Regions from separate parts of the Homo sapiens genome. Here region 1 is linked to region 2. The links are chromatin contacts, found by Hi-C or POLR2A ChIA-PET in ENCODE. All regions are on one chromosome and are shown on one strand. The core of a region is the stretch at or near the end of the contact, and the rest is flanking DNA. Distances in the headings are between cores, read along the strand shown.

Region 1 (2,709 bases), core at 15-2,514, 190 kb after region 2:
TCCTAAAGGTTTCACACTGTATGTTCCTTTCTGTAACATCTTTGAAATGACACAGTTGCTGAGGTGGAGAACAGATTAGGGTTTGCTAGGGGTGGAGAGAAGTAGGTGTGCCTATAAAGGGCAACAGGAGGGGTCCTCACAGTGATGGGTGCTCTGGCTGTGTTTACATCCATGTCCTGGTGTGATGTGCTGTAGTTCTGCAAGATGTCACTGCTGGGGGCAATAGGGTAAAGGGAGCGATGGATCTCCCTGTATCATTTCTTATAATAAGAGAATTTACAATTACCTTAAAATAAAAGTTTAATTATAAAGAAATTGCAATTTGACTACTACTTGGCATGTCAGTGAGAGAATGTAGATAATAAAATGATGTAAAAACTAAGTAATGATTAAGAAAAATTATCTAAGTTGTAAGAAAAGAGAGGGAAAGTGGGAATGGTGATACAATTGGAAGTCAATATCTTAAATTGATAAGCAATAGGAATATAAGCCCATTATTTAGAAAAATGGCTCTAGATCCTAGAAGAATCAGAAGACTTCAGTGTGGCTGCCTCTTGGAAGTGGTTTGTGGATGGGGTTGTCCCAGTTAGTAAAGGAGATTGTTGTTGTTTTGTTTTACAATTTTTTGAACTTTATTTGCCTTTTTAAACTGTATACATTTCATAAAATAAAAACAATCACAATAATAAAATCCACCAGTGATAGGAGACATTTAATCCCACATACTCCAGTGTGGTGTTTATGGGAAGTATTTTGTTTTTAGAATGAACATTAATGAACAAGTTGAGAGGGATTTAATAGTAGCTTCTGTTTTGGAATGCTTACTGTGTGCAGCAACACTATTTAACATTTTAAATATATTTTTCTCATTTAATCTTCACAAAACCTTCATAAAGTAGAAACATTCCTCTGGGAGGCCGAGGCAGGCGGATCACGAGGTCAAGAGATCTAGACTATCCTGGCCAACATGGTGAAACCCCATCTCTACTAAAAATACAAAGATTAGCTGGATGTGGTGGTGTGCACCTGTAGTCCCAGGTGCTTGGGAGGCTGAGGCAGGAGATTCGCTTGAACCCAGGAGGTGAAGGTTGCAGTGAGCCGAGATTGTGCCACTGCACTCCAGGCTGGTGACAGAGCAAGACTGTCTAAAAAAAAAAAAAAATTCTTTCTGTAGTTTCCATCACAAGCTGACATTTTCCCCAGTAGGATTTGGTGCAGTGCAAGGCTCACGTGGGCTCACCTAGTGACTATGAATGGACTCATAGCAGGCTTGCTGTGTGGTTTTAATAATGGGACAGGGTAATTAATCACATTTGTGATAACAAACCCAAGAAGCTCTTCTCAGATTTGTTATTATTTTTTGAGACAGGGTCTCACTCTGTCACCCAGGCTGGAATGTAGTGACACAGTCATGACTCACTGCAGCTTCAACTTCCCTGGGCTCAGGTGATCCTCTCACCTCAGCTTCCTGAGTAGCTGGGACCACATGTTGCACCATCACACCTGGCTAATTTTTGTATTTTTTTGTGGTGATGGGGTCTTGCCATGTTGCCCAGGCTGGTCTCGAACTCCTGTGCTCAAGCGATCCTCCTGCCTCGGCTTCTCAAAGTGATAGATTACAAGTGTGAGCCACCATGTCCGGCCTATTATTTATTTTTATCTAATTGAATATGTAATTTATGTACATGGTTCAAAATTCAAATGATAACAGAGATTCTTGGTGAAAAGAAATCATGTGCACCCTCCGTGGGAGGAATTGCTGACACCAGCTTCTTGTGTCTTTACAGTCTGTCCATATATGAGCTTACACATGCATTTGTTTCCCAAATGATTACACGGTATACACTGTTTGCACCTTGCTTTTTACACTGAACAGTGTATCTTGATTTATCGCCGAGTGTTCACATTAGCACACATAAAACTGCCTCGTCCATTTTAATGGTTGCATGATATTCCATTAGATAGCTGTGTCATATTCTATTTAACCAGTGATTTATTAATACATATTTAATTTATTTTCAACTGTTATGTATGTTTTACTGTACCTATAGGATAAATTACAAAAGTGGAGTTTCTAGATCTAAGGCTAGGTTACTTTTTAATTTGACAGACATTTCCAAATTGCTCTTCATAAAGGGTTGAAGTCAGTGCATACGTGAGGACTCTGTGAGTGTGCAGGCGGCCCTGTACCTCTGCAGGTTCTTCACCTGAGTCAAGCAACTGTGGGTTGAAAGTATTCAAAAAAAGAACAATAAAAAAACCACTACAACAATAAAAAATAATACAAATTTAAAAAATACAGTGTAACAACTATTTACATAACATTTACATTGTATTAGGTATAAGTAATCTAGAGATAATTTGAAGTACAGTCTTGGCCATATAACAACATATTGGTCAACGACAGACCACACATATGACAATGGTCCCATGAGATTATAAGGGAGCTAAAAAATTTCCATTGCCTAGTGACATAGCTGTCTTAACATTGTAGCACAACGCATCACCTTTTCTGTGTTTGAATGTATTTAGAGTCACAAATACTTACTATTGTGTTACAGTTGCCTGCCTGCAGTATTCATACATTAACATGCTGTACAGGTTGTAGCCTGGGAGCAATACCATATAGCCTAGGTGTGTAGTGGGCTATAATGTACCATCTGAGTTTGTGTAATTACACTCTGTGATGTTCACTCAATGATGAAATTG
Region 2 (2,880 bases), core at 284-2,783:
CAATGCCTTCTTGTGGATCCCTCCTGAAGGACCTGCCTGAGACTGTTTTACAGTTCTTTTTTTATGAGTAGAAGGAGTACACTCTAAAATAATGATAAAGGGCCAGGCGTGGTGGCTCACGCCTGTAATCCCAGCACTTTGGGATGCCGAGGTGGGCGGATCACTTGGGGTCAGGAGCTTGAGACCAGCTTGGCCAACATAGTGAAACCCCGTCTCTACTAAAAATACAAAAATTAGCCGGGCGTGGTGGCAGATACCTGTAGTCCCAACTACTCGGGGGAGCTGAGACAGGAGAATCGCTTGAACCTGGGGCGGAGGTTGCAGTGAGCTGAGATCGAGCCACTGCACTCCAGCCTGGGCGACAGAGCGAGACTCTGTCTCAAAAAATAAAAAATAAAAATAAATAAAATATTGATAAAAAGTACCAGTAACTACTGGGCGCGGTGGCTTATGCCTGCAATCCCAGCACTTTGGGAGGCCGAGGCTGGCAGACACCTGAGGCCAGGAGTTCGAGACCAGCTGCCCAACATGGTGAAACACTGTCTCTCTAAAAATACAAAAATTAGCTGGCATGGTGGCACACGTCTATAATTCCAGCTACTCAAGAGGCTGAGGCAGGAGAATCGCTTGGACCTGGGAGGTGGAGGTTGCAGTGAGCCGAGATAACACTACTGCACTCTATCCTGGGCCACAGAGCAAGATTCTGTCTCAAAAAAAAAAAAAAGTATCAGTAACATAGTTTTTTATTATCATTAGCAATTATATATTGTACATAATTGCAAGTGCTATACTTTTATACAACTGGCAGCCAGTAGGTTTGTTTACACAAGCATCACCAGAAACGTGGGTAATGCCTGGCACTAAGAGGTTATAATGGCTAAGATGGTTATGATGTCACTAGGCAATAGGAATTTTTCAATTTCATTGTAATCCTATGGGGCCACAAATAAATGCCCTATGTGGCACATGACTGTATTATTATTATTACTATTATTTTGTAAAAATTCCTGGAAAGGTTTAGGGCAGATTGCAGTGGCAAGGCAGCTACTCACATGAGCCAGAACCTGCCCAATTTTTCTTTCTTTTTTTTTTTTTTTTGAGACGGAGTCTCGTTCTGTCACCCAGGCGGGAGTGCAGTGGCGCCATCTCGGTTCACTGCAAGCTCCGCCTTCCGGGTTCACGCCATTCTCCTGCCTCAGCCTCCGGAGTAGCTGGGACTACAGGTGCCCGCCACCACACCCGGCGACTTTTTTTTTTTGTATTTTTAGTAGAGACAGGGTTTCACCGTGTTAGCCAGGATGGTCTCGATCTCCTGACCTTGTGATCCGCCCGCCTCAGCCTACCAAAGTGCTGGGATTACAAGCGTGAGCCAGTGAGCCTGGCCCAAGCCTGGCCAGTTCTAAATGAGGTCAATCAGGATGCACCCACCCTTCTATACTCAGCTGTGATGCCTGGGACTCTGCAAAACACACTTCTGCTTTGCCTTTGCTTCCCTGCTAGGCTTTGCCAATAGGGGGAACTAGAGGGAAATGGAAAGACTGAAGGCGCCCTCCAGTCCGCTTTCTGTTTCTCTGAGTGTCACTTATTCAGGACTTCACTCTGGCTGGAGCAGTTCGTTAGGTAGCAGCAGCTGACTCAGTTTTTCCAACTCTTGAAAAGCCAGCCTAATTGTCTCTAACCCCCTCACCAGCACCAGCCGGCTCCTTCCTCAGAGGTTTGAGTTGCAGCTCTAGAGGTCCCTTTCTCTAGGTTTCTAAGATTTTCCCTTTGATTTTTTCAAGGTAGCTGCTAGTTGCTACCTCCATGACACCTTAGAGTTCTCTTTTTACCCTTTAGTAGTTAACTATAGATATATGATCATATATGTAGTTATATATAGTATATATAGTTATATATATATATATATATATATATATATATATTTTTTTTTTTTTTTTTTTTTTTTTTTGAGACAGAGTCTCACCCTGTCACCAAGGCTGGAGTGTAATGGCGAGATCTCGGCTGACTGCAACCTCTGCTTCCTGGGTTCAAATGATTCTTCTGCCTCAGCCTCCCCAGTGGCTGGGATTACAGGCGCCCACCACCACGCCCAGCTAATTTTTGTATTTGTGGTAGAGACGGGGTTTCACCATGTTGGCCAGGCTGGTCTCGAACTGCTGACCTCATGATCCACCCGCCTTGGCTTCCCAAAGTGCTGGGATTACAGGTGTGAGCCACCGCGCCTGGCCCTAGTAGTTAACAATATTATACCCAGTTAATGATATCTTATATTGTCTCTGTTCAGATAAGTGATGGGCTGGGCACAGTGGCTCATGTGTGTAATTCCAGCACTTAGGGAGGCGGAGTTGGTGGTAGGAGGATCCCTTGAGCCCAGGAGTTTGAGACCAGCCTGAGCGACAGAGTGAGACCCTGTATCAAAACAAAAAAACATTGTATTTTCTGGAACCTGAATGAATGTTGACTGATACAGCATATGATTTTGTTTTGTTTTGTTTTTAAACTTTCTCTTATCAAAAACTTTAAGCTCATATGAAAGTAAAACAAATAGTGCAGTGAACCTGGCATCACTCAGCTACAATAATATCTCATGGCCTCTTTTACTTTATTTTATATTCTCATTTATTTTGCCCCATTTTCAACTGGGTATGTTGAAGTAAATTTAAAGTAAATTGGCAACAAATGTTTTTACAAGAAAATTGTTTCTTTAAAAAAAACTTGGGTCACTAGAATTTGTACAATGTGCATGCATTACCTATTTTATCCACTAGCAATGCACAAATGGAAAATGAAACTTTTTTTTTCTCTTGCAGAAATGTAACTTGTATATATTTTTTTCCTTTTTTTTTTTGAGCCAGAGTCTCACTGTGTCGCCCAGGCTGG

The links. A loop is a pair of places that touch in the nucleus more often than their neighbours do. ChIA-PET counts read pairs that join two places held with the same protein, here RNA polymerase II (POLR2A). Pooled maps may share reads with other maps.
Region 1: a loop to region 2 is called in a pooled map, with 2.1 times the contacts of the local background. The contact joins two enhancer-like sites. A Hi-C loop is called at or near these places in 1 of 168 maps with a recorded cell type or tissue (naive thymus-derived CD4-positive, alpha-beta T cell) and 5 of 50 pooled maps. POLR2A ChIA-PET finds 5 or more read pairs at or near these places in 8 of 52 experiments (MCF 10A, OCI-LY7, WTC11 and 3 more).

What each region holds. Positions count from the first base shown.
Region 1 is chr7:45,047,612-45,050,320 of GRCh38, forward strand. All of the region lies in intron 2 of CCM2 (CCM2 scaffold protein), which reads left to right. Among named protein-coding and RNA genes, the nearest start is that of NACAD, 40 kb to the right of the region's middle. Within about 2 kb of position 1,265, at least 2 of the 41 ENCODE cell types and tissues checked have a DNase peak (open chromatin) inside an H3K27ac peak, as active enhancers do.
Region 2 is chr7:44,855,603-44,858,482 of GRCh38, forward strand. No RefSeq gene overlaps it. Among named protein-coding and RNA genes, the nearest start is that of H2AZ2-DT, 8.6 kb to the left of the region's middle. Within about 2 kb of position 1,534, at least 5 of the 41 ENCODE cell types and tissues checked have a DNase peak (open chromatin) inside an H3K27ac peak, as active enhancers do.